Linked DNA regions of Homo sapiens: all the other regions are linked to region 3. A link is a loop called in an ENCODE intact Hi-C map of the cell type or tissue named here. Cell type or tissue: sigmoid colon. All regions are shown on one strand. Links, peaks and the distances in the headings refer to the core of each region. The heading gives the core; the rest is flanking DNA.

Region 1 (11,025 bases), core at 2,770-7,769, 550 kb before region 3:
GAATGCTCTCAGAGCAGATATATGATTCTATGGATATGCACATCTGTATGTAAGTAGTGTACGCATGCGTGTGCACTCATATACACACACACACAGCCTGGGCCACATCTTGTCTTTCAACTCCGGTGGCACTACAGTAACAAACCGGTCTAGAAGCAGGCCTGAGAGACAGGATTTCTCAACCAAGAGATGGGCAGATGTGAGTTTAAAGGAAGAGCCAGTAGCAGGAGGTTCAGTTTCTCCCACTCTACCACCAGCTGGGAGTTAATTCATCAGTTCTGGGACTCATTCAAACAGCATGGCATGACACTGGTGGAAAGCAAACACATCCTCTGAATGCCTGCTGTATTCTGCAGAGGAGAGCAGGGAGCTGAGCCTGGTATCCGGAGCTCAAGGCCTGATAGCCCGGACTCACATGAAGGCCAGAGGATGAGCTCCCAGAACTCCACGAGTCTTGGCCTAATGTCTTTTAGCCAAGAGCATTTGGTGAAACAAAAAAGACCCTTTGAGGCCAAGCGTGGTGGCTCATGTCTGTAATCCCAGCACTTTGGGGGGGCCAAGGCAGGGGATCGCTCGAGGCAGGGAGTTCAAAACCAGCCTGGGAAACATGGCAAGATCCTGTCTCTACCAATAATTTAAAAATTAGCCTGGTGTGGTGGCATGTGCCTGTGGTTCCAGCTACTCAGGCAACTGGGATGGGAAGATAAGATCACTTAAGCCCAAGCATTCAAGCCTGCAATGAGCTATGATTTTGCCACTGCACTCCAGCCTGGGCGATAAAGAAAGGCCCTGTCTCTAAATAAGAATAATAAGACCCTTCACAAGCCTCAACAAAGATAGATCCAAGATCCTGGCTCCTCACTCCACAGGTAGCCAGAGAAGACCCTGCCATCTCCTGAGCCTACCCTAACCTCTCCCACTAGGTTTGATCCTCTCTCCTTTGTGTCCTGACCCACATGACTGCCTGCACCCATCCCCACCTTGGTAACATTCCCCAGGAAATCATTTTAGTGCCTCTTTCCTGCCCTTATGCCTCTAATCTATTTTGATTTTCTGTTACTGTGCCTAGGAATGCCAATGCATTGTTGAACAGAAGGGGCTAGGCATCAGGGACAGCATCCCACCTCTCTGGCCATCTTTTAGCCATTAAAATTTGCCATCACCTATTGTTGACCTGCCGCCGAGCTCCATGGAAAGAACACAAGATACGTATTGCAATGGTGTGAAAACATTTGGCTCCAATTTTTTCTATATATATATAAATTTTTTTCTCCCTTTTCTTCCTCCTTTTGACCCACAGAAAAGAGAACCCTAAGTCCCCACACTCTGTCACTTCATAAATCTCTCTCTAATTGCACCCTTGGGGTCTCTCTTGGCCAGTCTTTCAGAAGAAGGGCTACCTGGCCTTCCAAGGATTGGTTTATCACCTTAGTTGCTTTTTGCCAGGTTTTCTCCATCACAAGAGTCTTTTCTTTAATGACCTGAGCTATTTACAATAAGGAAATAACGTGGTCATAATCAGAGCTGGGGTGATTTTGCTTTATACAAGCCTCTCTCTCTCTCTCTCTCTCTCTCTCTCTCTCTATATATATATATATATATATATATACACACACATATACACACACACACACACACATATGTATATACACACACATATATGTATATATGTATATATGTGTGTATATATGCATATATATGTATATATGGTGTGTGTATATATGTATGTTGTGTGTGTGTGTGTGTGTATGTATAAAAGGCATCTATCTGCCCTTCTCCACCTCCTGAAATATTCCTCAACTGAGATTTCCATCAAACCCACCAATGACCTAGGAGTATCTAGGTGGGTCTCCTTGCACTGTTGACCATGGTGAGTTCACTTGGAAAGCCCTGCTCTAGGGACAATGTGCATCCTATTCTGTGCCCCCAGCATGCATATGCCCAAATCCCCCAAGAATAGAAGAAAGACAATGCATTGCTATTTCCGTCTCCAAAATTACCGTGGATGGCATTGATAAGTCTGAAGGAGGGAGAAAAGGAAGAATAGAAGGATAGGGCGTTAGCGAGAGGGCAAGGAGAACAAAGGAAGGCATTGTTGGACAATAAGCAGCAGGTGAACAGGAACACTTTGTCCAGAGGGCCTCCACAGTGGGGAGGGAGCAGGTAGGAAGACAGCGGTACTTAGAATCTTAGCCAGAGTTCAAATTATAGGGCACTGTTTCATTCCCCAAATCAGGTATTTAGAAACACAGATAGAGGGAATCCCTTTCCAGGCTTCCATTGTCTCCCATAAAAGCATGCTGGATGGGCATAGAGAGAAAAAATGAAGCAGAAACTCACAAAATTAGACTCAACATGAATTTGATGGGGTGTAGAAACGTCCTGCAATCAGAGGAGACATGCTCCCACCTTTAAACATGAGAGGGCTGGGCTGGCGTTGCTGCCTCAAATATAGGATGAACTTGAACTTCAGATAAGCAATGAACAATTTTTTATAAGTATAAAGTATGTCCAAATATTTCATGGGGCACACATATAACAAAAAGTATTGGTTGTTTATCTAAAATTCCATTTTAATCTGGCTTTTTTTTTTCCTTTTGCTAAATCTTGCCAGATTTAGATCAGGCAAAATTTCCAAAGCTTCTTTCAGTTTTTCCATTCTCTGTTGTGTGTCCCCACCCCAAGGGGAGAGCCACTGGGGCCTCAGAAGAGGCAGGGGACACAAGAAGATAAGAAGAGTTCTAGGATCAGGGCAGCAAATTACGGCTGAGGCTACACGCATAGGGAAGGGGTTGTTGAAACAGGCAAAACCAAGTGTGCCAAGATTTGCTTTAAAAAGAAAAAAAAAAAAACCACAATGGCTCACACAATGGCTCATCAGCAGTGCGGCTGACCCAGTGAGTCCAGACACCACAACCTACGGCAAAATCTGAACTGTGGAACTGTCACGGAGCAACTGGGAAAACATGAATTCATAGTTAAACCGATAAAATTCTGTGTAATCTGTCTTTGTAACCCCAGAAACTGAAACTTATGCTTAAAAAAAGACTAATATTCTTTTTTTTTTTTTTTGTCTAAACCACTAATTATTTTACCTGGAGGAAATTCCTCTATTATTTTCACTGCTGGAAAATCACAGGGTGGTTAGTACTGCTAGTACCTGTCACAGACAGACGTAAACAATGCGATCCAATAAAACCTTATATAGCACATTGCACACAATAGTGGCTTGCCAGACTCACCCAGTAAAACAAAACATCAAAGCAGAAAAAATTAACCAAAAATAGCTTGCACGGGGAAACGTGGTAAGCGAGTTTGAAGACTGAATTCCTAATATCCCTGGACAACAGACTTCACTGATACGAGATAGTGGAAGGAAAGGGTCCCGGGGAGGGGCTGACAATGAGCTGTCAAGATCTGACCGCAACTCGCTTCTCCTCTGCACCTGGGTTCATAGCATAGTCAGGCCACTAATAGTCCTGCATGTCGGTTAGCACTTACAGTTTGCAAATTGTTTTTACATGCACTGGCTCATTGGGTCTTCCCCCAATGCTGTACAATCAGATAAAATCCTGCCATTCTCCAGGAACTGACTCAACCAAAAATGCTCACCACAAAAATGCTCAGCCTAGTTGGGGAGGTACCCATTTATCAAATTGCCGTACTAATGAAAATCCAATTATAGACAGAGATAAATTAAAGGACTTGGATCTGACTTTGCGCAGGGTGATAGGGGAGGCTCCCTGGAAAAGGTGATGTTAGACCTGAGCTCAAAGGCAAATAGGATGGGGGAAGCAGCAACTTCCAGTGAAAGGGCAGAGTCCTGAGCAGGGAAAGCCTGAAGGTATGCAGAGAGAGTGAAATAGGCAACTGTGGGGGTGGAGGTGGGCAGAGGAAGAGAGGAGAAGAGAGGGGCAAGGCAGAGAAGGAGGATGAGCAGGTGCCAGACCATCCAGGGCCCCAGAGGCCATTCCCAGGGTTTGGGAAGCCACGGAAGGGTGTTTAGCAAGGAGGTGAGAGTTTCGGATCTCCTTTGCAGTGTGCCTTCTCCACTTCACAGCTATGATCCAGGGTCCGGAGCCCTGCCTTCCTTCTAGGAATTTATAAGTTTCCTAAATTATCAAGAGAAAGTTTGGGGCTGGGTGCAGTGGCTCGTGCGTGTAATCCCAGCACTTTGGGAGGCCGAGGCGGGCGGAGCACCTGAGGTCACGAGTTTGAGACAAACCTGGCCCACATGGCAAAACCCTGTCTCTATTAAAAATACAAAAATCAGCTGGGCATGGCAGCGGGCGCCTGTAATCCCAGCTACTTGGGAGGCTGAGGCAGGAAAATCACTTGAACCCGGGAGGCAGAGGTTGCAGTGAGCCAAGATTGCACCACTGCACTTCAGTCTGGGCAACAGAGAAAGACTGTCTCAAAAAAAAAAAAAAAAAAAAAAAGAGAGTTTGATAACAAAGAGTGAGTCAGATGTCACTTAACAGAGCCTCATTTGGAATTTGGAAGTGCACCCCTCCTATGAGTGGCCAACGGGCAAAGCTAACTGCAGTGGAAGAAAAGTCCTTAGTGGATGCCAACTTCTTGAATCTAGTGGGAAGACAATCAATGTTTCTCCTCAGGATGGCACAGCTTTGACCTTTGCTCAGGTGGACACTAGAGGGCCTCTTGGTCATTAGTTATGGGTGAGAATCATGCCGGAGGAGGTTAGGCTGCCTCTGCCCTTCATTCTTGGTTTCCTGGAGGTCTGGTGTCATTGTTGCAAGCCCCATCCACCTTTCTTTCTCTTGTTACACTCATTCATCTCTGTACATCTCCTCTATCTTAAGAATTCTTTCAAGTTTGGAAAGTGAGAAACTTTTCTTTATTTATAAGCATTCTTCCAAATGCCTAAGTTCATCTTTCTGAGGCCTAATTTTGGATTATCCATAGCTAGAACTAACTTTCTTTCTTTCTTTTTTCTTTTTCTTTCTTTCTTTCTCTTCCCTCCTTCCCTCTTTCCTTTCTTTTTCTTTCTTCCTTCCTTCCTTCTTTCCTTCCTTCCTTCATTCCTTCCTTCGTTTGTTTGTTTCTTTCTTTCTCTCTCTCTCTTTCTCTTTCTTTCTTCTTCTTCTTCTTTTTTTTTTTTTTTTTTTGAGACAGGATCCAGCTCTGTTGCCCAGGCTGGAGTGCAGCAGTGTGATAATAGCTCACTCACTGAAGCCTCAAACTCCTGGACTCAAGCGATCCTTCTCCCTCGGCCTCCCAAAGTGCTGGGACTACAGGCATGCATCACTATGCCCAGCTAATTTTAAATTTTTTTTTGTAGAGACAAGGTCACATTCTGTTGCCCATGCTGGTCTTGAACTCTGAGCTCATACAATCCTCCCACCTCAGTCTTCCAAAGTGCTGTTATTACAGGTGTGAGTCACCACATCCAGCCAAATGTTTTCTTTTTTCTTTGTACTCTGCTAGTATCATTCTTTTTCTGAGGCATCGAATATAAAATGCCCACTTGACTAAATGGGCAAAGGGCAGGGCTTAGCAGGAAATAACTTTATTCCAACACAAAGAGGTTTTCCATTTGCAAAGATCACGCTGGAGGCATCAAAGAGAATGGTGGCATGACGGTAAATCAACTGGTAATTACTGAATAGCTCTGGTGGAAAGAGATGGTAACTTGGACTGGGATGATTGTGTTGTACATGGAAAGAAGAAATCAGATTCCATACAGATTATGAAATAAGATATTGAGACTAAGCCATATTTTGGAGATAGTGACCATGAAGAGAGAGGAGGACCTAACAATTCTGTTTGACATTTGGATGAGGCAGGGTTGTCTTCACTGGAAATGGAAAACTAGAGATGAGAGTTACTTTTGAGAATAACGACCACCAGTTTGATTTTGAACACACTGAGATTGAGACGACTTTGAATTATTTAAGAAAAGATGGAAACTAGCCAGAGATATTGATCCAGTGCTCTGCAAAGAGGCATCTACTGCAGATAAAAATATGGAAGTTATAGATATATGCATGGTAGGAGGAATAAGTTCAAGCAATCTATCGTATAGCATGGTGAATCTAGCAATTAACAATGTGTTGTATATTTGAAAATTCCTAAGACAGTAGATTTTCAGTGTTCTTACCACAACAAATAATAAGTATGTGAAGAAATGCATACCTTAATTAGCTTGACTTAGCCATCCTGTAATATATATGTATTTTAAAAAATCATGCTGTATGCTACAAATATATAAGATTTTAATTTACCAATTAAAATAAATAATTATGGCCAGCCATAGTGGCTCACACCTTTAATCCCAGCACTTTGGGAGGCTGAGGCAGGCGGATCACGAGGTCAAGAGATCGAGAGCATCTTGGCCAACATGGTGAAACCCCGTCTCCACTAAAAATACAAAAATTAGCTGGGTGTGGTGGCGCAATGCCTGTAGTCCCAGCTACTCAGGAGGCTGAGGCCGAAGAAGTGCTCGATCCTTGTAGGAGGTTGCAGTGAGCCGAGATCGCGCCTCTGCACTCCAGCCTGGTGACAGAGCAAGACTCTGTCTCAAAATAATAAAATAAAATAAAATAATTATAATAAATACAATTAAAAACGGAAAATAATGGTAAGAAAAACAATAAAGGAGATTACCCAAGGAAAATTAAAAGGGGTAGGGCCATACCTCAGACAGATCTCTTATTTAATGGTTGAATCAATGAGTCTGCAGAAGACTGAAAGGGGATGCTAGGATGGTAGGAAGAGAACCAAGGGAGTGAGTCATGACAGAATCTAAGGGAACAGATGGTTCCAGTGAAGAAGCAGGCGTCATCAGTGCCCTGAGCTGCTAAGGGGCAAGAGGGTAAAGAATTTAACACTTGTTGGATTTAGGGCATGAAGGGTATTGGTGAACTAATGTCTCTCTTGGTGGAGGGATGTGGGAGGAAGCTAATTGCATGAATGTCATCGCAAATGGGAGGTGAGGAAGCAGGAACAAGAGAACACAGACAGTGCAGGTTATTCTCACTGTGGCAGACACCATTCTTGCCACCAGCTTGGCTGTGGCAGGGAGAGAACAGCAGGGCAGCAGCAGGAGGGAGATGTGGCATCCAGGGAGGTGTGCTTATTGGCTTGCTTGCCTATTTGTTTGAAGACAGGAATTTTGAGGATGTTCGTGGTAAGCAGAAAGGCCCCTGCAGGGGGAAGAGTACTTGTGTGGATAAAAAGGGGAAGGGACATTTTATAGATCATGTTGGGTTTTTGTTAAGTTAGGAGGGGTGGGACCTAAAGCTTAGGTGGTGACCATGGGGAAGAGAATTCACCCCAGAGAAGGTGAGGAGCATCCTCCATCCCATAGTTGAGTAGGGAGGAGGACGCAGATCTGCACAGGTGGAGGAGGCTTGGGGCATGGCACCAGGAAGCTTTGTCTAAGATAATCACGGTAATGTAAGAGGACATGTCGTGTGCTGAGTGGTGGCAGTCAAACATTTGAAAGGAAGAGATACATTTCAGAATAAGTCTATAAGCAAGAAAGCAAATTAATTTGGTAAGTGCAGCAGAAGAGCCTCGCAGGTTTGAGAGATCTTCTAGGGTTGGTGACTATGGATTTAGGATAGAAATGGAGGAGCTTGTGGTCCAGGAGTGGGATGTTGAATTGGCCTCTGTCTGTTTGCCCAAAGCATTTGTACATTCCTGACCCATGTAAACTTTATCAGTCTAAATAAGATGATACTCTTGGAAATGGTTACATGTAGTTCACCCTATTTCCCCAACTAGTATGCACACTCTTTGAAAACCTAACTTCTCTGCCACTTGTCCCACCCATCTTCAACTATCTTCCTACAGTTTCAGGCAAAGACTACATCGTAGCATTTTTGTAAATAAGGTAAAGTTTGTGAAAGCATTACAAAAACTTGGCAGTGGGCAAGATAAAACTGAGTACTTAAATTATTACTGCATCAATCCGGAAGCCTAATATGGATGATATTAACAACTTACTTTTTGAGAGTTTTAATTATTTTTCAGATTGCAAATTCCATTCTCACACAGTATTTTATTTGTTCCGAAAATCACTAATGAGGTGGGTATTTTTTTATTTTATTTTTATGGAAGCTCACTCTGTCATCCAGGCTATAGTGCAGTGGCAGGATCCCGTCTCACTGCAACCTCCACCTCCTTGGTTCAAGCAATTCTCCTGCCTCAGCCCCCCAAATAGCTGGGACCACAGGCCCATGCCTCCACACCCAGCTAATTTTTGTATTTTTAGTGGAGATGGGGTTTCACCATGTTGCCAGGCTGGTCTAAAACTCCTGGCCTAAGGTGATCTGAGGTGGATATTTTTGACCCCATTTTCAGTCCAGGAGCCTGGGTGGCTAGTTGAAGGTCAGAGAATAAAGATGTGTCAAAACTGAAGGTGCAATCCAGGTCTTGGGACATCAAGGAGGAAGCTGGTTTCATCAGTGCCCAGAGATGCCAAAACGTGAGAATATTCAATACGGATTAATGATCCTCAAAGCTGACAATGGAAGATGAATCTATAGACTCTTTTTCTTTGTGGATACCAAGCATAGTTTTCAAATATCCAGGCCAACTGTCACTACACTACACTACACCTGGCCACACCTCCAAGACTGAGAGATGCAAAGACCGTAGAAAAGAGTCATCAGCAGTTTCCTCACCTCCTGCAAGAACTGCTGTGGATTGTATTTGTGGAAAGTTGTTTCTTCATCTAATGCTTTGGGACAACGGTGATAGAATAATAGCCCTGCCTGGGGGAAAGGACATTTTCCTGGATGTGTAGATGCCGGACCCCCAGGGTCGATGCCTGGCCACTGTCTATGAATCTAAAGCTAATCTCAGAGAGCTTGAGGCTGGTCAGAGAAACCCAGTAAAGGCATCATTTTTCCATGAGCTTTACGCTAAATGAATTGTCCACATAAGACTCCCCTTACATCTCCCATGTGCATTAATTTTTTGCCAATATTAACAAAGAAATGTCCAAACAAAATGCCAACGACTTGACAGGTCTATTTTTCAGAGATAAATTGGAAGAAGGTATCCACTTAGAAATTGGGACATTGATATTGAAAGGGGAATGTGGATCTTGTTTATCTTCAAAAGAATTCTTTAAAAAAAAAACATTGCAAATCCAGTAATCCACATCACACTTTAGAAGATGTCCTTGAGTCTCAGAGGGAAATTAGTTGTATGCATTCTAAGCTAGGATATGGCTGGGTTTATTCCATTTCTTAAATGTCTAAAAAATATCAGGAGGATCTATTAAGCTAAAGGACCCATGTTAATGCAACATTAGGGAACTTGATTACAGCCCAACACTCAGGAAAATCATTTTCAGCTTCGCACATGCTACATTGCACATGTAATATTTTCTGTTTGATGTTATTTGTCATTTATTAAATGTATATATTAATATGAAGTGTTCCATTTCCTGGCTATGGGGTGTTTAAAAAGTTCAATCTCACTTCACACTCACACCGAAGAAATCTCATTTCCCTACCCCTTTCCTGAGCCAAGATTCCTCTGCCTTGCTCAGGAAATAGAATGCTCATTCTGTTTATTGAGTGCTTAGTGTGCTCTGGGCATTAGGCTATGAAATACGTCAGGAAGACCATAAGCATAACTGAATAGTACACAGCCTCTGCCCTTCCGAGGCTTACATTCAGTGGGGAGAAGGAGACACATAGACACATAAATACAGCAGCTGTCGTATTTAACTGATTAAATACAACATGCCAAATACAATAATGTAGGCATACCAAATGCATCAAGGAATACCAAGAAAAAATGTATTCACTCTGGTGGGGGGTTGGAGAAGACTTAGGCACTAGACAGCATCTAAGCTGGGCATATGGAGTAGTCATTCTGGTTTTGCTAGAAAGAGAAAAATATAAAAAACTATTGTGAACATTTTTTTTTAAGTGACAGATTGTCAAAGTGAGTTTCTTATGGATTTGAGGTCTCTTGAGGAGTCAACTAGATACACATCAAAACACCAAGGTGTCTGGGGGACTAACTACACTGTATGAAAAATAGGCAATGGCTATAAAGTAAAATCTGCTCCACAACTCCTGATACTGTCTTTGGAGAATGACTAAAAGGTCTAAAGAGAAGAGAGTGAAAAGATTCATAACAAGGTTTCGTTCTGAAATAGTTATTAACCTAGAGTGAACCCCCTTACACCCATCCCCCTGAGTCACCTTCACCCAAGAGTACACAGTGAAGTCAGGACCTCAGGGCACTTTCACCAAGGATATGGAAAGGCTACCCAATGAATAAAGTTTTTTGTTTGTTTGTTTGTTTGTTTGTTTTGAGACAGAGTCTCGCTCTGTCTCCCCAGGCTGGAGTGCAGTGGCGTGATCTCAGCTCACTGCAAGCTCCACCTCCGGGGTTCACGCCATTCTCCTGCCTCAGCCTCCTGGGTAGCTGGGACTACAGATGCCCACCACCACGGCCGGCTAATTTTTGTATTTTTAGTAGAGACGGGGTTTCCCCGTGTTAGCCAGGATGGTCTCGATCTCCTGACCTCGTGATCCGCCCGCCTCAGCCTCTGAAAGTGCTGGGATTACAGGCGTGAGCCACCACACCTGGCCCCTCAATGAATAAAGTTTAAGGAGATGGTAGTTAACAAAAAATAAAGTTTCCTTTTGATTAGGTCACAACTCATGCTTACTTAACATACCAATGACATCAAACCATGTAAAACTTGTATTGACATTTAAAAACATGGCATAATATACCATGCTAAGGTTTAACTATTTTCCTGTAGTGTTCATTATTCATCTATCCAGGCTTTTCTTTCTACTTATAAACAATGTTTCCATAAACATATTTGGTTACATCTCCTTGTGATGATTTCTACTGCTTTGCTATGATAAATCCTGGAAATGTAATCGCAGGGAAAAGTTTTCTTTTCCAAATTGGCTGACTCCTTTGAAATATTTAAATAGTCTTTTTTTTTCTATTAGATGGCTTGAATTTTCTCATTGATTTATAAGCATTTTCATGTATTTTTGACAGTTGTTCTCGTCACAT
Region 2 (11,025 bases), core at 2,695-7,694, 180 kb before region 3:
AACCTTAAAGATTTGGGGGGCAAAGGGGTGGGGACTATTTTAAAACTGCAAAACAAAAAGTGCAATTCAGAAAAAACACACACAGCCCGATTATACTGGAGAATTCACCACTTAGGACAGGCAAACCAAGAAAGGAAGCTGTTGCCTTATGTTACAAATACAACACATTTTAGTCATCGAGAACGGGACGGTTGAAAAACATTTCTATCACAGGTGCAGTTACGCTGCAAAGATGGTTAGATGATGTCTGCCTTCTGGTAGAAAGACAGAATTAATGAAAATATTAGTTCTGAGAGTGAAGATCTCTCCTTTGAATGTAGGGCATATTAGCTGTGTTTGTAACCCAATGGTAAATACGGATTTCATTAAACAAATCTGCATCTTCACACCAGTGTCTGAGGCTCAGCCATCATAATTCTCCCTGTGGCAAACCATGGAAAGATACTTCACGTAGAAACTAAAGAGGAACAACATTATAGCCCAACATCAAGCACAGCCCTTGCAAAAGCCGTCACTGAGATATGTTCGCCCTTAAGTTTGTTTCCGATTTGCAAGCGTTTTCACATTTGATAAGCACCTGTTGTAAATTTACATCCACGCAGGAAGTATTCTTATGCTAGGGAGCTGAGAATTGTAAAGCATGTTTATACTCTTACCCTTTTGTGGTGTTGCCCCTTAATGCACAGGCTGATAAAATGACTAGCTACACAGGACCCAGAGGGATGTGCCGCTCCACCTGGTTCCCGCCGCATCTTCCCCCGAGGAGCCACTAGTCCCTTCCTCCTGGAACAGGTTCTGTCAGCACTGATCAACAAGCACTTGGTTTTTGTTTTAAGTTTGTTAATTTGGAGAGGACATGGAGAGACAGGGAGCGAGGGAGAGAGAGAGAGAGTGTGTATGTTCAGGGTGTGGGGGTAGAACGACAGAAAGACAAAGAGAAGCACAAATACAGACTTCCCAACACTTTTCTGGGACCTGCCAATGTATTTCCAAGAAAACAATGGAAAAACAGTAGGAGTTCCATCCTGATAGCACCAGGGGAAAAGAAGAATTTGCCCAACCTCTGATTGGACCCAGATTTCCAGGGTGGTGCTGCTACTCGTCAGAAAACACTTGGCCACATGGCCCCTTGGTCCTGATATTTCTTTGGAGGTGTATATAGAATAAGACTATCCCAAGCACCCTGCTCCCAAACTACCCTGGTGAACCCAGTATGGTGTGAAAACCCCTTTGCTTTGCTCTTTTGCCAGATAAATGCCAGCCAGCATCCCTGTCTCTGGGGCCCTGGAGAGGCCTTCAACACACCTGGCCTCACTGCCCTGTGGCTTCAACAAAGAGGCCGAGCATCTCCTATAAACCTTGAGGTCCATGGATGACATAGCGGAATGATGGATTTCAGAAAAGGCAGGTGCTTCCCACTCTTTAAATTTTTGTTTATTCTTTCCAAGTTTCCCATCAACAGCCCTGCAGTAAAAATTCAGGGCTTCAGAGACAAATATTTCATGAGTACAGACTGTGATGAGGAAAAGCAAGCCATTCCCTCTCTATCAGGATCCAGAGGTAAGCTGCTGCTTTGCTCTTAAAACGCAAGAAAAAAAAAGTGATTAACGGTTGGCACAGGACTCAGGATTATACGCCATTTCCATGTTGACTTCTTTTTGGAAAAGATACTCAGGATAGCCATGTGAGGAGTTACTCCGGGTTTCGGCCCCATAGCCAGCTAGAACTGAGGTTCAAGGGGCAGAGGGTGAACTCCCCAGCAGAGACAGAACGGGGCAGGAGGGGGGCAGGAGGAGGGCAGGAGGCGGGTGGCTGTCAGACAAAATGCTTCCATCCCAGAACAAGCAGAAACAGGCGCACCACTCTGCAATATAAAAGTCAGAAAGCCTTGCAACCTAGATGCAACCCAGGGACTTCCCCCTTGCAGCCAGCAGCCAAGGCAGCTTCTAGGCACTGTGTGGCTGTATTTAAACCCAACTTGGTCCCTAACTTCTCTCCAAAGCCGGTCAAGTTGCCCCACCCTAAGCATCCAGATGACAGGCTCCTGCCTCCCCTCTTGCACAAAATCATTCCCGGATGTAGAGCCTGGCTTTTTCTCTTTACCCATTAAAAATCACCAGCGTTTTGCAAATAAAGGCGATCACCATGTGAAAAATTATCTTTTAAAATGGAGTTTAATTTGCATATAAGGAACGAGAGATTTATGACAAGCAACATCGTCCAGTACTGCATCTGCCTAGTATCAGTCGTAATTTAGATTGTTTGTGACTGATCTTAAATTCTAAAGCTTGGAGAAGATGAAGTACTCTGTTGCTGTATTATTGTCAGGAGTCTAAGACTTACCAGAGATTTATTAGTAATCTTATCACAAACATGTCTCAAGTTTTTGCTTTTAATATGTGCCAAGCTCCTCTGAGGAATTTTCCTCACTGCAATTATATTCCTCAATGCCTGCATTCTGAAGCTGAGTTGATTTCCTTCCCAAAATAAAGCGACCTATCATTACACCACAGCCGCTCTTGTACATTTTTCCTCTGCTACTTAATAATCAATGTATTCATCATTAAAATCTGAGCCCTGAAGCAATGGTTTTTAGCATATTCTAATGACTAGCGACTTGCAAATTACAATGACCTTTCATGTACATTCTGTAAGCACCTTGTTCTAATGTGTACTGTATTTATAGTTTGCCAATACAAACTAGCCAAAGATTGGATAATTACTGTAATCTATTAGCTCGATTGCTTTCCCTGCTCATTTATAGCATGTGCCACGCAGGCCATTTTCAAAAACTGGCCTATCTTTCATCTCCCGCAAGCTCAGAAAGTAAGGGATACTTCATCTTCACAATATACACACTTACAAATGTCTGAAGAACAGCCCGTCTCAGCTCAAGGAGGTTTCAAAAATAAAGAACCTTCTTTCCTATTAGTGTCATAATGCTATTTGTGACTGACAAAAAACACCGCTCCGAGAATGTAAACTTTCATTGAAGAATGTCAAGGCCAGTCCCATTTTCTGCCCATTACTCTGACCTCCAAATAGCATTTAATAAGATCTGCTTTGAAAGAAAAAGATAAAGGCACTTCCCTTAAACAAGAAACAATTTTTTTTGTTATAAGTAAATGTTTCAAGTGAAATATTAAACTTTTTCTTTTCTTCTTTTTCTTTTTTTTTTTTTTTTTTAAGCACACTGCTGTTACGACTCCAGAACCGATAAGGAAGCTATGTGTGGAAGTATGAGCTCAGGTCGCCTTCTGACCCTCTGTGACGGTCTATTTCAGGCAGTTATGGATAGATAACATTACAGACACTGGTAATTAAAACAACACTAATTTTGTCTCTGTGGTCACGCTTTGTTGTTAGAAGCCATCTATCATGGCCTTCACGCATCACGCAATGAGAAGACATTTGTCTACGTACATTGTGCTTGGTCAACGGTTTTACGGATTTCCCCGCGTACCTGGACACCCAGGCACTTTTAAAGACGTACTGCCTTCATTTCTACTCTATTACTCTGATTAATAAAACATTTTGCATGCTTCATCAAAACACCCTGCAAGCTTTTCACCACATATATTCATGGGGGGGGAAGCAATGTTAATTTCTTTCCCTTTTAGAAAGAAACTAACAACAACAACAACAAAAGAAATTCTCTTTTGGATTGGAAGAGAGAAAGAAAAATTCAAATATGGAAATATTTGTCTTCCCTGTAAAACAGAGTCCAGCCTAATGAAAAGCATAATATTAAAACACACACACAATGCCAAGCATCTCCTTTAAGGCTACACGTATTTTTGACTATATGTATCGTTAGTTCTTTTCTGTGCATTCATTTGCTTGATTTATGGACACTCAATTTCACTTCACCTTTTATTACAAGATCTACAGTTACATTAAGAGTAATAGCAAGTCAAATGTTTTTATATTTGGGCAATTAAAAAAAAAGAAAAGATCTATTCCTTGGGCCCTTATAAGAAATTAGGGATAGCTGAAATGCAAGATGACTAGTTTAGTTCTGTTGTAATCAACTAAGAAGAAACTGTAATGGTGCATTTCAAGGGATCTTTAACAAGTGACACAAACAAGAGAAGAAGCAGACAGGACCATTTAACTTCAAACTCCACCGAAGAGAGCTGAATTGTAAGCTTCCTACAGCAAGCCCGGCTGGCGGCTATGTGGCAGTCTTCATTTCTCAGCGGAAAAGCCACTCCCTTGAGACTCTCCAGGCACCCCCCAACCGCATTTTTTATCAAGTGTCTAAAAGGTAGGAGCTGTTAGAATTCTTTTCTCTATTCACAGATGATCACAGCCCTTTTTTCCCCTTTAGCTTGCAGACGCACATGTAGTTTCAAATATTAGCTAGAACTCCAGCCCTCACCAGCCCCTAATTGCTCTCTCAGGGAAGGTATCATAAACTCAGGTATGGCTGACACAGATGTAGCTTCAACTTTATGCAGGCAGGAATGCTACATCAAAGCTATTTGCAAAGTGACATAGCTAGTTGTTTAAAAGAACATTTTTATTATATTCCTTGGAATTTGCATTCTTCTAGAAACCAAGTGTATTTTTTAACACGGCCTCAGAAATGTTGGGGCAATTGACCATTCATGATGTCTGCAAAGGAAAAGCATCTAAATATTTTTCAAGCGACTTTAATAAATTTGAGTGCGTCTGTCACTACATGTAACCTGATTATTTAAATAAGTTAATATTATCACTTCTCTTTTGCCAGCTGCTGTAAGCAGTCGGCTGCTGTCATTAAGCAAAAAGGCCAAGACAATGTGAGTTTATCTGGTCCTACCTGCATTTCTACTCATCGTTGGACTGAAACAAATGGGAAAGAAAAACTTACTGACTTTTGGCGAACTACAAAGGTTAACTCTATTCATCATGGAGAAACTGATACTAAGTGCTTTCTGTCTGTCCATATATTCTAAAGATTTAGAAGGAACCTGGTAGTGTTCCTGGGAGACAGAAGACAGAGTGTTCATCTTTGCCATATGCAGAGTGTCTCTTGCAGTTTTCTCTTTACCTCACTGGCACTGCTGAAATCCTTCTTAGACTACAGAGTTTTGGAAACAAGTTTATTTTTCAATGAGTTAAAAAGCCAAAGCTTTTCTTTCTTAGGATCTTTAACTCTTTTAAGGTAAGTGGCAGGGTTTGAAGCTGCTGTTAACCGTTTGAGGAGAAGGAGCTCAATAGCTTGCAGTGATAGGAAGAGAATTCTCATCACCCAGGTTGCAATAAAACGTGCCTCTCCCGATACCAGTAAAGCCCACTCCGGAGATTTCCAGAGACTGTTGGAAGGCAGTGGAAGGTAAACCCAGAGGAAACACAAGATAAAGGCAACCAGGTGGCCTGGTTCTTAAATCTTAAAGCAACAGTTCCAAAGTTGAGAGCCCGCATTGCACTCTATTGCACAGCCTGACAGGAGAAGGGACGAGGAAGTTCAGAACCTGGCAATTGGAGTGTTTCCCAGCGCCGGGTCCCACCGCGCACCGCACCGAACAAGAAATCTTTTTCACTTTCTATAACTCATTTGCATGAATTTACTTTTTTGCCTTAAGAGGTTGTTGTAATGTGTGTTAAAACACACAGTGCAATTTTATCTCCATAATATCACAAAAGAAATATTATGTTAGTATAAAGTTAAAAAAAAATGCTGCGAGATCCTGCAGCACGGCGAGCGGCAAAGCGTTGCTCAAAAGCGCCACCCAAAGGCGGGAGGAGTGTAACGGCATTCAGGGAGGATCGTTTTTGTTAATTTCAGCAATCCGAATGTAAAAAATGACAGCGCCACGCAAGTTGACGGAGGCTTTTGATTGAATTGACTGATTGCCTCAGCTGCACCTGCGGAAAATTGATGACAATGCTGTCTAAACCATTCATTAGGATTTGAAACTTCACGCAGATGAATGCTGGATTCATAAATTTGCTAGACATGTGTTGTAGATAATATGACAAAGCACTGTTTTCAAATGAACATTTCTTTGACCTAATTTTATCAAAATCATGCAAAGGAATGAAAGAACATTTGTACCCGAACTCTTTGGAACAGCTGCAACTGAGGTCTCTCTCTCCATCTCTCCCTCTCTCTTTCTCTCTCTCTCTCTTTACCTTTTTTGTCTTTCAAATAAATTTAAATGAACTATATTGTTTGAAATATATATTCTAGTTTATTTAAATTATTTTTAGAATGGCAAAACATTTATTTTTACTTATTATGAACAATGTTACTCTCCGCCAGATGAAGGAAAATTATTTTGAGGGTTTTTTTCAAGCTCCAAATTTGCTAAATTGAACACAAGTGGTAAGTAGATTTTTCAAATAATATTAATAACGCGATCTCCACAGACATGTTGGGGGGAACCGTTTCAGTACCAACTGGACATGCATTCTGTGAGAAGTGGACTTCTTGCAGGCTTTGAAGGGAAAAGAAATTCCTGTAAAATATTGACGCTTTTGGTCAAAAATGGCGAAACCAGAAAAAAATGACATCTGTGTATATTGTATATAAGATTTCTGACTTGTTCTCGATTTTAATGTATCAAAACACTATCAATATTTAATGGAGCTTTCTCTGTGTGTCCAAGAAAGAAAAACAAGATGTCTGAGAAGGGGAAGGGAGCACCGTTTTCATACCTGGCTTGGCTTAGCTGCACGAGAGAAGAAAAGGCCGTGGCTGAATCCATCTCCAGGAGCAGCTGTCCCCCTGCACCGTTTGAATTGCGAGGAAAGAGTTACAGTTTTAGAAAAGAATACCTGGTATTTAAGAATTCGAATTTCTCGCTGCAGAACTAGATCTCACTTCTACAACAAGGACCCTCTGCTTAGTACTTGGACTCCCCCCCAAAAAAACAAAATGAATATTTATTAACGTTAGAAGAACCTGGCGCAGGTCGGTCCGTGCATCCGAATCTGCCAAAACGCTTCCAAATCTCTTCCCTGGCATTTAAAAGAAATCTATTTTTATACATTCTCATGAATTTGGGTTTTACTACCAGTAAGGTAATTTCTGATTAGGCATCTTGGGTTTTTCTCTCTCTTTTTTTTTTCTTTTTTCCTAAAGAATCCCTGCAAATACACCCGAGGTGCTTGAGTTAACCCCACACCTGGATGGAGAGAAACTACAGGTGTGAACGGCAAGGCTAATAGACTTGAGTTTTGCCACGCATTTATTCTTCTTTTTTTTTTTTTTTACCATTCTAGCAGTTACTTTAAACTGGAAAACATTATTCCAACAATCCAAACAAGGCTCTTTAAGGCTGCTATGCCCAAGCTGCTACAGATACAAAATTATCAAGTAGACATGTGAAACCCCCTAAATGCGGAACAATCTGGGTTGGCTTCTAATTGCTATGTTTCAATTTCTAATGGGGAAAATGTGTAAAACAAATAACTGGGTATTGGGAGCTCTGAGCACTAAAAGCAGAACATTCTTGTATTTCAGTAAATCATATAACTCTACAGATGGGTTTGGAAAGCCTGAAGCTCCAGCCACCTTTTAGACTATTTGGATCCAGCGTTTGCTTCGAATTCCGGGCAATACGCTTAAAACAAATTACCTGTTTGTCTTGGATGGCCTTTGCAATGAGAACCCTAGGCCTGCAAGACCTCTGAGATTCATTGACCTCACCAGCCCACCCACAAAGAAAGATACGTGGATACTCCCTGTATTGCCCAGTCCTGGCTACAATGGCAGGGAGGAGCAGGCAAACAGCCTCCCCGTCAAAGATGTTACAATCTGGTCAATGTACACTGGGGTAGGACACGTGGGGAGTCAAATATACATCAATTTCTGGCAACACACGGCAAGAAAACACAGATGCCCAAAAGGACATCAACTCAAGGTTAATTCTTAGCTCTCACAGAACGGGGGAACTTGGGCATAGTTAAGCAGCAAAAGCTTTGGGGGAGGAGGTAGCAGAGAATGTGTAGGGCAGAGATGTGTATATATGTGAGCCTCCAAGGATGCACTAACTGTGCCTGTTCTTTCTCCCTTGGTTACTACCCTTCCTGCTCTTCTGGTAGGGTTCAGCCAGGCACAGACAAGAGTGGGCAAAGGAGCACCCAGCCTTGCTGTGCTCACCCACGCATATATCCTGCCTGGCCTGGGCAGTCACCTGAGTTTGTAGCCCTTGGAGATGCACTTGTCACCCTCTATTCTGACACCTTTATAGGAACAAGCCTTTAGTCTCAACAATGAGAAAAAAAATAAAATGCCCTTCCTCCAAGAGCTTCAACTAAGAATCATTTCATTCATCCTAGGCATTCTGGTAATGTCCTTTTTCCAGTTCCTTGTTCTAAGAAATGCTGCATTGTAGGCATATTTAAGGAATCTACCCTTCTCCCACCCTAACCTCCTAAGCCAGAGGGGCTTTTTGTTCCCTTATCCTGTGTATCCCCTCAAAACTCACTCAAAATCTTCTTGTGTGGTCAGAATGGGGATCCTTTTGAGCTTGTTATGAGACAGGCTCTGTCCTCACTGGGGTCTCAAATGCTAAATTAATTTTTATGTCTCTTTAGACACAATGAACAAAAACCAGAGCTTTTGAATACAGATTTCCAGTAAAACCAAACCCAGCTTGGGTCAGATGCACCTTTCCAGCAACCACCATCTCAGCAACAACCTGCCAGCTGTCAACTGGAAGTTCAGCTTCTGGGAACTTCAGCCCCCTTCTCAGAGGAGCAAGGTCCTAGCACCAACAGCACCTGCAGTGGAGCCCAAGTATGGCTGCTTCATGGAGAAGGCAGGTAAAGAGGGGTGTGCACACTGTCTCAGGGTGGCAACTCTTATTGATAACGAAGGCATTGTGGCCTTCTGACGGGTACTGCTGCCCACTGACAGGTACGTGACAGTACCTCCAGCTCAGGTCAGGGTTAGGTCTCAGAGACCCTTAAGAAAATGGTATTCCAGGCCAGGCGTGGTGGCTCACGCCTGTAATCCCAGCACTTTGGGAGGCTGAGGGGGCAGATTACTTGAGGTCAGGAGTTAGAGACCAGCCTGGCCAACATGGCAAAACCCCGTCTCTACTAAAAATACAAAAATTAGCCGGGCATGGTGGTGGGCGCCTGTAGTCCCAGCTACTCAGGTGGCTGAGGCGGGAGAATCACTTGAACCCAGGAGGTGGAGGTTGCAGTGAGCCAAGATCATGCCACTGTACTCCAGCCTGGGTGACAGAGTTAGATTCCATCTCAAAAAACAAAAAGTGGTGTTCCAATCAAACAATAGATAATTAACACTGTGTTCCAGGGTCAGATCTGGCAGTTGTGTTGGACAGACAACACAGGTAGAGGAGAGAGAAAAGAAAGGAAGAGGTTCAGGCCAGGCATGGTGCCTCATGCCTGTAATCCCAGCGCTTTGGGAGGCCGAGGTGGGAGGATGGCTTGAGGCCAAGAGTTCAAGACCAGCCTGGGCAATATAGTGAGAACCTGTCTCTCCAAAAAATGAAAATAGCACGGCGTGGTGATGCACGTCTGTAGTCCCAGCTACTTGGGAGGCTGAGGCAGGAGGATTGCTTGAGCCCAGGAGGTTGAGGCTGCAGGGAGATTTGATTGTGTGCCACTGTACTCCAACCTGGATGACAGAGGGAGACCCTGTAGAAAGAAAGAAAAAAGGAAAGGGAGCGGGAGAGAGGAGAGAAAGAGAGAGAGAGGGAGGAAAGAAAAGGAAAGGAAAGGAAAGGAAGGGAAGGGAAGGGAAGGGAGAAAGAAGAAAGAAGAAGAGAAAGAGAGAAAGAGAAAGAGAGGAAAGAAGGAAGGAAGAAAAGAAGGAAGGAGGGAGGGAGGGATGGAGGGAGGGACGGAAGGGAGAGAGGGAGGGAAGGAAGGAAGGAAGGGGGGAGGGAGGGAGGGCACGGTGGCTCACACCTGTAATCCCAGCATTTTGGGAGGCCGAGGCAGGCAGATCACGAGGTCAAGAGATCAAGACCATCCTAGCCAACATGGTGAAACCCCGTCGCTACTAAAAATACAAAAAATTAGCTGGGCATGGTGGTGGGTGCCTGTAGTCCCAGCTACTTGGGAGGTTGAATCGCTTGAGCCCAGGAGGTTGAGGCTGCAGGAGACTCGTTTGAACCCAGGAGGCGGAGGTTACAGTGAGCCGCGATCATGCCACTGCACTCCAGACTGGCGACAGAGCGAGGCTCTGTCTCAAAGAGAGACAGAGAGAGAAGAAATGAAAAGAAAAAAAAAAAGAAAAGGAAAGAAAGAGGTTCAACAGGCAGAGTATCCTTAAAAAACTCACCCAGCCCCTCCTTCATTTAGATAAGAAAATGGCTGAGAAGTGGCAGAGTCAAAGTTCCGATGCAGGCCCATGGGCCCTCTTGGTTCACCTCCTCCAGCCCAGGCTTCTAAAACTACTTCCCATACCTGCTGTATTGCAGCAACCATGCTAATTTAGCAACTTCCCATCCCAGATGCATAAAGAAGATGGAACCAATTCACCATGAATCTATCCACCCAGGCATTTAGACACAAAGGTGAAAATAACAACAGGCCCTGTCCTCGAGAAACTCCTCGTCCAACAGGGGAAGGGGGAGAGTGCCAGTAAACAGGGCCGTTGAGCTCTGTCCCAGCAGTGGGGACAGGCTTGCATAGAACCACCCTCACTCCTGCAGCAACTTCCCTCATGCCAGACAAGAATAGAGTGAAAGGAGACCCCCACCTTAGCTTTCTTGGCCTGGGGCTCCATCCTGCTGTGCCTAGCAAGAACACAACACACAGACACACACCAATAGATACATGTATCTTACCACTACTGGGGGAGAAAGAAAAGAAAAAATAAATCACTGGGAACCGCAGCAGGGTGAGAACCCAGACCTCAGCAAGTCCCAATTTCAGAGGTGACAGCATCTTTAAATGCCGCAGGAGTGCGCTCCTAGCTGAGGCAGGTGTGTGGATTCAACAGTTGACCCCAGCTGTCGCAGAGCGCGAGGAAGCTGCGCAGTAAACCCCTTACATATCAACCTCTGAGGACCGGTTTTTCTGCACCTGGTGGTCCTTCTAGACGTCTAGGAGGAT
Region 3 (11,025 bases), core at 4,010-9,009:
ATTTTAAATAAGGTCATCTTGCTGCTAACATGAGCATCTTTTTATTACTAGGGGGTTGAATGCTGTAATCTGGTCAACTGTCAGGAGCAAGTTTAATTCCTTGGACTCCCTTGGAAAATGAGATCTGGCATTAAACTTTCTTAGAAGAACGGGTGTTCAGCTTCCAACATGCCCCACAGCCAAAGCTCAGGCTCTCCCCGAGCCATGATTCTCAGTGTGACCAGAAGATGCTGGCATCAGAACCACCTGCAGAGATGGCCTCTTGGCAAATTCCAGTTCACAGGCCCATCCCAGACCTACAGAATCAGAGTCTCTGGGAGCAGAGACTGGGCATCCCTGTGGAATTCCACTAAGACCCCTGACCTAGAGAGAGCTGTGCCAGTTCCTCATCTTTCAAAACTGAGCTGGATTATTCACAATAGCCAAGATTTGGAATCAACCTAAGTGTTTATCAACAGATGAATGGAAAAAGAAATGTGGCACATATATACAATGAAATACTATTCAGCCTTAAACAAAAGATAGAAATCCAGCACTTTGGGAGGCCGAGGCGGGCAGATTACCTGAGGTCAGGAGTTCAAGACCAGCCTGGCCAACATGGCGAAACCACATCTTTACTAAAAATACAAAAATTAGCCAGGAGTGGTGGTGGGCACCTGTAATCCCAGCTACTTGGGAGGCTGAGGCAGGAGAATCTCTTGAACCTGGGAGGCAGAGGCTGCAGTGAGCCGAGATCAAGCCACTGTACTCCAGCCTGGGTGACAGAGAGAGAGTCCATCTCAAAAAAAAAAAAAAAAAAAGATAGAAATGTTGTCATTTGCAACAACACATGTGAACTTGAAAGACGCTATGTTAAGTGAAATAAACCAGGTACAGAAAGACAAATATGGCATGATGTCACTTATAGGTGGAATCTAAACAAGTAGAACTCATAGAAGCAGAGAGTAGAATGGTGGTTACCAGAGGCTGGGAAGATGGAAAATTAGAAAGATGTTGGTCAAAGGATATAAAATCTCAGATAGGAAGAATCAGTTCAAGAGATCTATTGGGCATCATGGTGGTGACTATAGTTAATAATAATATATTGAATACTTGAAAATCACTAAGAGAGTAGATTTTAAGTGTTCTCACCACAAAAAAAAAGTACTAAATGCATAAGGTAATGCATATGCTAATTAGCTTGATGTAGTCATTCCACAATGTATGCGTATATCAGAACATCATGTTGTGCACCATACAGATATACAATTTGTATTTATCAATTTTTTTTTAAACTGGTCTGGTCAGCAGTTGAAATTCTTTCTTAGGAGGCACCAGAAACGCCTGCTGAATGAACCAATGATGAATGAATGAATAAATGAAGGAAGGAAGAAAGGAATAAATTGCTTAATTAACTGACCAATGAATTCATGAATGAACAGATGAGCAAACGTGTCAATAAATGAAAAGACGAGTGAGTGGGTGGGTTAATAAGTGAGTGCCTATGTGCAGAAAAGGAGTGTTGGTATCTGGCTTTTTATAGATACCATCAAATTTACAAACAAACATCAGCCAATTTGGTGGGTTAAAATAATGTCACCTTGGTCCCGGCATGGTGGCTCACGCCTGTAATCCCAGCACTTTGGAAGGCCGAGGCAGGAGGATCACATGAGTCCAAGAGTTCGAGACTGACCTGGGCAACATAGAGAGACCCCCTCTCTACCAAAAAAAAAAAAATTTAAACTTAGCCAGGTGGGGAATTGGGGGACACAGCAGAGAAGGAAGCCTGCCAGCCTGCTTTGCTGTCCTTCTGCCACCCAGGTTGCACACAGCCTTAGGAGGAAGAGACACAATCAACTTCCCACACCCACCTCCCAGGACAGCGCATCCCAGGACAGGAGCACCGAACTGCCCCCATGATGACCTCCCCAGACAGAAAATAACAGATTTTATGCTTTCTACACATTTTTTCAAAGAATTTTTATATGTGCCCTCTACCTACAAACAAAATAATTATTTGTGGGAAGAGGAAGCCTTTCAGCATCTGAAAGAAAACCACACAAGCTGCTGGGTAAATGAACACTTGCCTTCTGAGTAAGCAGAATGTGTTTTGGAAATCTCCAGCAGTGACCAGGGATGTGCACAGCTTGAGAAGTGGAAGCTCTTTTTTCCCTCTTCGCCTCTCTCTCCTTCCTCCCCTTCCCACCTTTTCTTTCTTATCCTCTCTTCTGCTCTCAAATCCTTTTCCTAAGAAGGGGTAGGGTCCCAAGGAGCAGTGGAGAAAAAGAAAGCAGCTCACCACACCCCTGCACTCTGCACCGGCTGGTGTCTCTGCCTCGGTCCTACCAGTCACATAATTTGCAGGAACAATCCCTGCACTGCCTTGCACCACTGCCCCTCTCTACCAGTCCTTGCCCATAGGTCAGAGGAACAAGAGTGGTCCACAGGTGCTGCACAAAGACCTCCGTTCTGAGGTCTGTACTATCTGGCTCAAGCTGTGCTCAAACTTTGTCCCCAGCTTCTTGGGAGATCCACAGGCAACTGGGGTTAGACAAGACCTCTAATTCAGAACTCAAGCCTCAGCTGCTGGAGACAATGTACTTTCACAAGTCAGGGGATGGGCCACCAGCCAGGGGCACAGATGGGACACATTGCTATACTGGAGTGATGCTTCATCTTTGCAACAGGACACACCCAACCCTAGGCTAGGGGAGAATTTTCTCCAGAGGAAACCCAGGAATTACTAATTATCATTACTTGTTTTTATACTTTTTTTTTTTTTTTCTGAGACAGAGTCTCGCTCTGTCACCCAGGCTGGAGTGCAATGGCGAGATCTCCACTCACTGCAAGCTCCGCCTCCCGGGTTCACGCCATTCACCTGCCTCAGCCTCCCAAGTAGCTGGGACTACAGGCACCTGCCACCACGCCCGGCTAATTTTTTGTATTTTTAGTAGAGATGGGGTTTCTTCGTGTTAGCCAGGATGGTCTCGATCTCCTGACCTCATGATCCGCCCACCTCAGCCTCCCAAAGTCCTGGGATTAGAGGCGTGAGTCACTGCGCCCGGCCTCTACAATATTATTGTAAATAGATGACCCAAAATGTGGGCAGGTTTTTCCAAGGGGTTTCTGCTCTGACAGCCTTCTAGAATACCCCTCCCAGCCTGGCCACACACCTGGGGCCTCTGAACCCTGGCAAGGCAGGGAATGTTCAGGACTGGGAACTCTGTTGATTTTATTTCTATTTTAATAGTCTGAGCATTGCCACCTTTGTATATTACATTTTCTAATTTTGTAATTCTATGGCTAAGAAACTGTGGTTACACCTGTGGCTGTCCCCATGGCAGAAGGCAAGCCAGGGCGGCAAAGATACAGACTTTCCCCCTTCAGGCCCCAGCCTGCAGCTCGCATCTCAGCTAAATTGCCACTGGTTCCCGGCCTCTCTCTGTCTTCCAGCCAGTCCTGTTTCTTCACCTTCACGGAACACGATCGGGCCGGGTTTCTCTTCTCTCCAATGTTACTTCAACTTCTCGTCATAAAATGGAATGATTCCAGTGTTTATGCTGTTAGCTACATTTATCTTTAAGAGCAAGATGTTGAGTTTAGCTTTAATGATGAAAAAAGCCTTTCAAAGGATAACTCATTGAAACTCATTATGCACTATAAGGCCACTATTTAAAGATTCGGTAATTCCAGTGATGATCTTTTTAAAGCAGATTTATAGCAGAAAATAGTTACATTCTTTGACTTCAGTTATAATTTTCTATTTTGTAATTTAATACTCCTTTAGTTTATATTTGCACATTAAAAATATAGCATCTAAAAGTCCATCATTAAATACTTTTAATAAGTGCAATAAATAAGTTTTACAGTGTGCATAAATCTAAAAACAAAACCCAACATAAATTGTTAATCTTACACTTTTTCTCATTAATTGCAATACATAAACATATGTTTTATACAAAGATATTTGCTACGAAATAAGTATAATAAATACAGTTTACCACATGTATTAATCTTAATAGTTACAAACTGTTAATCTTATATATTAGGTAATAATTTGCAATAAATAATTGTTTATTATCTTGATGTTTGCTTGTCTTGGGTTCTAGCAATATGCAATAAAGAAATGCAATTTTGAATAATTTGATTGTAAGACTGCTGGGAAAATACTGTATGTTATAATTAGCTGGGAGAGGATTCTAGTCACAAAAGCAAGCATGGAGACAGGGTTCAATAACCCAAACATACGTTATTGAGTCCATAAATAATTTTAAAAGTTAAGTTCAGTTTCAAACAAAACAGAATTTTTTAACCTTAAATGCAATTAAAGAAACATTTCACATTCTTTAGTGCTTTCATTATTATACATTCAAAAGGAGATGAAGAAAGCTGGAAGCCCCATCAAAACTGCCAGCCTCCAAGCTGAGACGGGAACATGGCTGCCTTTGGGAGAAAGAGTGGCCTGACAGCTCATGCCCATCAGCCAAGGGCTCCCCTTGGCCTGGAATACACCCTCCGGAACAGCCAGCAGGTGCACCCACAAACGCAGCACCCTCCATACCTCACCTTCAAGCTGGCACTTGCTGAACTGCACACACATTTTTCTAAGAGAGGTTGTCACCTATACTGAGCTTAATAGAAATTGTTAATCTTATATGTAAAGGTAATAATTTGTCATAAATAATTGTTCATTATCTGGGCCTTTGCTTGTCTTGGAGTTGAGCTGTATGCAATAAAGCAGTGCAATTTTGAGTAATTCGATTGTAAGGCTGCTGGGGAAACATGGTGGATTGTAATGAGCCTAGGAAGGGTCCCGTGGGCCAGAGACCCCAAAGAACCAACCTACCAGCTCTGGCACATGCAAAGCCCAGGTCCTCACCAGCAATTGCACAGGTTCTTTAAATAGTCTCTCCAAGACAGAGAGTGAACCAGTTTCCCCTTCTCATGTTTCTGCCAGAGTAAACATCACTTAGAGGAAACCAGTCCTAGACGAAGTGAACCTCGGTCCCTGGGAAAGGCTGAGGTGGCCCCAGGGCAATTTAGTCCCACCAAGCCGGCTGATTGGCACCAAAGGCTCACCTGTCTGCCTGGAACAGGTAGGGCCAGGGGGTCACTTCCTCCAAAGTGACCCTGACACTGCTCCCGGCAGCAGCAGCATCCTGGCACATCCCTGCAGGCAGAGAGCTAGAGCAGTCCTGGCTAAGAGGTGGCTGTGAGGCCAGGGAGCAAGGACCCTGTGCACTTTGGCTTCCTAGAATCCCACGGGCACAAAGACCCACTTCAAGGAAACCTCCCCCAAGCTGGGAAAGGAAGGGAGGGAGGGTGGGAAGGAAGAAGGGAGGGAAGGAAAAAGAGAAGGAAATAAAGAAGAAGGGAAGGAGGAGGAGAAAGACAGAGGAAGAATGAATTTTAAAAAAAGAGAAAGAAAGAGAAAAGAGGAGGAGAAAGGGAGGGAAAGAGAGAGGAAGAATGAATGAAAAAAAGAGAAAGAAAGTGAGAAAGAGAGAAAAGAGGGGGAGGAAGGGAGAGAAGAGAGAAAGAAAGCAAGGAAGGAGGGAGGGAGGAAGGATGGAGGAAAACAGAAAGAAGAGCAAGGGAGGAGAGAGGGAAGGAAGAAGGGAAGAAAAAAGAGAGAAAAAGGAAAGAAGGAAGGAGGAAGGGATTAAAGGAGGGTAGAAGGAAGGATAGAGGGAAGGAGGGAGGGAAGCGGGAAGGAAGGAGAAAAAAAGGGAGAGGAAGAAAGAGAGGATGGAAGGAAGGAAGGAAAAAGAAAGAAAGAAGGGAGAATCCTAGATCCATTATAACCATGAACAGCTCTTCCTAATATAAAGATGATCAGCACCCCACAAAAACACACACATACATGCCCTGACGTGCATCCAATGACATGAGTCTCCATATCAAAGCCCACTTGCAGTGTGTTCCTGGCAGTCGCTGCGGTTTGTGGTTTTAATATCTCGCTTCTTCTACGCTCCTGGCACCTGCTAGAGTGGGCCTGGCTTCCCCTCTTTAGGCACAGCTCACACCGGGAGGGTAAGCCCCCAGCCTGCTCTCTGCCTAGGCTGGGCACGGCACAGTCCACAGCCTGGGAGGGAGCCGTTCATCAGGGTGACATAACGGTTCAGTTCCAGAAGAAAGTTCCTGCCTAGGGCTGAGCTTCAGGCAGGGTAGGTTCCCAGGAGCAAGTGCTGTGAGCCTGAGGCCCCAGGCGTCTGAAGACACCACAGGTCTCCCCCTCGTCTCCTCCATCCCAGCAAGCACCTGCGGTCCAATCGCGCTAAGCCAGGGGCCCTGCTTTCAGCCGGGTTGGAAAGGGATAGAAGCTCCCCCATCTCCTGCCCTTTTCTAAAGACAGGCAGCTCCAGCAAAACCCTCAGCCCTCAGGCGTCCCTTTCGTGGGGTCCCCGCCCCTGTTCTGGAAATGAGACCCCAGGTCCCAGGATGCAGCTGGCATCGCAGGGGAAGGGACTTGCCCCCACCCTCCACCCGCTACCATGACCCGGGAGAGGCCTTCCCGAGGGTCTGAAGGTCCGCAGAGCCCTGCCCCACCCTAGTCCAACAAGGGGACCGCGTTTTAGGGACATCCCTGGATTGTCAAGAAACGCTGGCTCATCCGGACCCCCGGGGAGCGCAGCATGAACCCAGGAGCACCCTGACACCCCGAAAACAGGGAACCTGGGGCCCTTCTCAAACTCAAGGGGAAGGAAAGGGAGCCTGCCAAGTTCTGCTTCTGCGAGGCAGCTGCCACCAAAACCCGCTCCGAGGGCCCCGCCGGGCCGCCCTGGCAGCTGGAAAAGCGCATTCCTGCTCGCCCGAGGATGCAGAAGGCAACCGAGTCCCCGGGCGGCGGCGGGGCAACTGCGGAAATCACGCAGCCAGATGAAGCTCATAAATTTCCCCTATGAACAATTGTTTTCATTTCCCTCCCATGCCACTAGATATTATAAGTGGAAAGCAAAACACAAGTAAATATGTTCATTCCGCTCTTGCGATCGGTGATAAACCGGAGGCGGCCGAGGCCGACAGAGGTCAGCAGGCCGCTCGCCACGGGTCTGCGAGCGGACACTGCCACCCTCCGGCCGCGCGCGGGACTGCACCGGCCCCACCGCCCGGCTCTCCCGCCCGCTCGCTGCCCGCCAATGTTCGCTTTGCGCCCTTCGCTCAATGTGCGTGCAAATTACAGGGACATTCGAAAGGACAGAGAGCTCCCATATTTAAAATAATCATTTTTGTTCATCATAACCTCTCTTCCAGAGATAACCGCTCTTATTAACGTTTTCGTACAATTATCTCCAGTCTTTATGTGCATTCTACGATGTCTTCTGTGTACCTATGAAATACAAAGCTTTTCCTACAATATTAAACCTTGATTTCCTAGGTATCACTTAAACGAAAGTTATTGTCACACAAGATAGCCTCACAGATATCTTTTTAGGGGCTGTGTAATATTTCAACTTGGGACTGCACCAAAAGTTACTGAACCATCTCCCAATTGCTCATTTAAAGAGTTTCTAATGTTTTCATCCTTGTGCATAATGCTATAACTGAAACCTCTATTCAGAAACTTTTGTTTATATTGTTAAGATCCATCAATAAAGGCAGAATTATTAAATGAAAAGAAATTAACTTTTTTTTTAATGGATTCTGGCTCCATGCCCCAGGCTGGAGTGCAGTGGAGCAATCTCGGCTCACTGCAACATTCGCCTCCCTGGCTCAAGCAATTCCCCTGCCTCAGCCCCCTCAGTAGCTGGGACTACAGGCACGCACCACCACACCCGACTAATTTTTGTATTGTTAGTAGAGACGGGGTTTCACTGTGTTAGCCAGGTTGGTCTCGAACTCCTGACCTCAGGTGATCTGCCCATCTCAGTCTCCCAAAGTGCTCGGATTACAGGTGTGAGCCACTGCGCCCAGCTGAGAATTAACATTTTTAAAGCTCTTAGTAGCATTACTATTTTCTAGATGTATAATACCTATGTGGAGAATATTATTTAAAATGATGAGTGAATATAAAATAGTGCTCAAATGAGTGGTCAGAAAAACTGTATCACCAACATATCAGTCCCCACTCATCTCATCTTTCACTTGAATGCAAGGCCAATAAAAATTCCATCAAAGCTTTTTTGATATTTTGTCACATTGATTCCAAATTCCATGTGAAAGAGTAAATAAGGAAAAATCTCCAAAAAACATGTTTGTGAAAAAAGAGAGGAGACTTCCTCAACAAAGATATTAACATATATCACAGAAAGCTACAATAATTTAAACAGTGAAGCACAAAATAGAGAGCACAAAAGGGAGCAAATAGGCAATAACTTACATTTTAACATAAAGCCATTTTATATCAGTGGGAAAAGGATGGCTGATTGATGAAGTTATAGGTACAATCTGCCACTCATTCAGAAAACAAGAAAAGTTAGTGTCCTACCTCATACCACATATTCAAATGAATGCTATAAGGATTAAAGATTTAAATTTTTAAGTGAAACTATAAAAGTGATATTTACATATATGGTAATAGAGAAGTTCTAAGTCCAATTGCAAAGGCAGAAGCTAAAAACTTTAAAATGCCCAGATTTGAGGTGCACAAATTTAAAATACCCACATGTGAAAAATATAATTTTGAAATTGAAAGGTAAACCAACACTAGGAGAAAAAAACACTTTCAATATACATAACAGAAAGAAGGTTAATGCCCCAGGTGTGTAGAGCTTTCTCACAAATGAAGAACAGACAAATACTTCAATAGAATTGGGGACATGAATAGCAATTCACCAAAAGAAATACAAATGATAGACATATAAAAGATGTTTAGTCTTATTAATAATCAAAAGACATGCAAATTAAAACAAAAATGAGAAAATTTTGTCCCTATATTGATAAACACAAAAACAATGATTGTATTGTCAAGGATGGATAAACGAATCCTTTCAACACCACAGGTGATAGGGTAAATCAGGTAACTGGTAAACTTTATAAAGGGTAATTTCACAATATGATCAAAATTCTTACAACACGTGACCCAAAGATTCTACTTCCAAAGGAATCTATCATGGGTATGTACAAAGATTCACCTGTAAGATTGTTCATTGCTATCAGAAACAAACCAAATGTCCAACAATAGGCAACCAGATTTTACATAGATTATATAATATCATAAGATAATACAATCAAGTCCTCAATAGTAATGTTGTAGAAATTAACATTTAAGGATGTCTTAACATTTAATATTCAAGAAGGTCTCATAAAATACTGCTTTATAGCAAAAAGCAAGTTACATTGTAACCATGCTTTCTACACACATAGGAAAAAAAAACCTATAAGGTATTCCTTTAAATAATAATAATGGCAGGTGGACTACAAGTAATTTTTAATATTCTTTTGGCTGCTTTAATATTCTTTTTTCTTTATATATTTAACAATTTTTTATCAATTGTTTAGAAGAAAAATAGTTTTAGTGGTTTTCTAGAAATATTGTATTTTACGTTCCCACCAGCATTACTTGAGAGTGTTTGTTCAGGCCAGGCAAAGGGGGCTCATGCCTGTAATCCCAGCACTGTGGGAGGCCAAAGCGGGAGGATCACATGAGGCCAGGAGTTCGAGACCAGCCTCCATTCTACCAAAAAAAAAGTAAAGAAAAAAAAAGACAATGCTCATTCATTTGCTCATTTTTTAAATCCAATACTCTCAAAACACACATTCAGAGCAAAGCACGTTCAAGCCTGGCAACAGCTGTAAACAAGACAAAGCCCTGCCCTTGTAGAGCAGTCGATAAGCTCCACGGTTAGGAAAACTGAAAAGGAACAAACCAAGAAAGCAGCCCCGTGGGGATGTTCCATGGCCTGCTGTGGAGGGAAGCAGGGCGAGGGTCACCGACCGGCTGGGGAAGGAGCTATGCTAGGGAGGGGTTCCGGGAGGGCCACTCAGAGGAGGTGACGGTGAGGAGACCTGAGTGTGGTGAGCAGCGAGTCACCTGTGAATCTGGGACAAGCATTTCCCCGCAGAGGGAACAGCCGAGGCGAAGGCCCGAGGAGGGGAGGGGCTTGGTGTGCCTGCGGAACAGTTGCGCGGAGCCCCGTGTGGCTGAAAAGGAGAAGGCGAAGGAGAGGCGTAGGGGAGGGGACAGGTGGCAAGAGCCCAGAGAACCTTCTGGGGCACAGGAGGGAGTGTGGATTTTCTTTTGTGTATGATGGGAGCCGTTGGAGACTTTGTGCGTGAGAGCGACGAGACCTGATTTCATTTTCCCAGGATATCGCCAGCTCCCGGTTGAGAATGGAACCCAGTGTGCCAGAACTGCAGCAGGGAGGCCGATTCAGGAGGTCACTGCACGAGCTGTGCCTGGCCTGGAGTGGCCTGGTGCGGGGAACCTGGCGGCACTGGCGGTTCACACTTGCTAACTGAGTAAGCAACCGTCGTGGGGGTGGAATCTTGATGTGTTTCTTTTCTGAGCCCCTTGTCAGCTGGAATGCTCTGGTAGCTCATCCCTCAGGAGATCTGGATGTCCCTGAAAATAGAGAATCAGGCTAAGGGGATTGCCCTCAGGATACACCACCCCCCATTCTCCCCAGCCCAGAAATCATCTTGTGCATTGGCCTTGAGTCCAACCAAAACGCTGGACAGTCAGTGGCTAAACAAAGAAAGAAGAGCGTTCTGTTGAATCATGATCGTCATCTACACTTTCAGGAGCTTTCATGTCCACCTTCACAGGTGTCAGCATAGAAATCACACTTCTCCCAAAAATGCACATGCAAAGTTTTCCTGCATCCAATGCACCATGTCATGGAAGGAAGCACAAAATCTATGTGGTCTTACACATTTTTTTCAGGGTTTGGAGATTAACTAATAGATTTCCAGGATTTATTTCCTCCTGGGTTCTAATGTCATCCCACTATATTTATATGGGAGGAAAATGATGTCTTTCCTCCTCAATCATTTTAAAGTCATTATCATCTCTTGCATGATAAAAATTAATCAAACTATTTTCTTAAGATAATTCTTATAAAATTGAGGTGCCTATTACAGGCCTGCACATCTTATGTCCCAGAA

Evidence for each region. Peaks named below come from ENCODE experiments on the same cell type or tissue, not always from the same donor. Only the 100,000 strongest peaks of a DNase experiment are listed, where the experiment ranks them.
Region 1: it touches region 3 in a loop (6-fold over the local background); 18 of 110 quality-filtered maps call a loop at or near these places.
Region 2: a loop joins it to region 3, with 4 times the contacts of the local background. A loop is called at or near these places in 9 of 110 quality-filtered maps.

Annotation. Positions count from the first base shown.
Region 1 is chr19:31,671,836-31,682,860 of GRCh38, forward strand. No RefSeq gene overlaps it. Among named protein-coding and RNA genes, the nearest start is that of LINC03103, 89 kb to the left of the region's middle. In sigmoid colon, for the core only: a CTCF peak has its summit at 4,655; no DNase peak of the experiment used is centred there.
Region 2 is chr19:32,036,304-32,047,328 of GRCh38, forward strand. The region is part of intron 2 of LINC01837 (long intergenic non-protein coding RNA 1837); the gene reads right to left. It overlaps LINC01533 (long intergenic non-protein coding RNA 1533), which reads left to right. Exons shown (of 5, transcript NR_110675.1): 2 at 687-792; 3 at 1,251-1,404; 4 at 8,530-8,753. Among named protein-coding and RNA genes, the nearest start is that of LINC01533, 16 kb to the left of the region's middle. In sigmoid colon, for the core only: a CTCF peak has its summit at 5,716; no DNase peak of the experiment used is centred there; H3K4me3 peaks cover 662 bases; H3K27me3 peaks cover 743 bases.
Region 3 is chr19:32,217,745-32,228,769 of GRCh38, forward strand. No RefSeq gene overlaps it. Among named protein-coding and RNA genes, the nearest start is that of LINC01782, 120 kb to the left of the region's middle. RefSeq lists a silencer at 7,090-7,149. In sigmoid colon, for the core only: a CTCF peak has its summit at 7,060 (motif pointing left); a DNase peak (open chromatin) is centred at 7,047; H3K4me3 peaks cover 589 bases; H3K27me3 peaks cover 537 bases.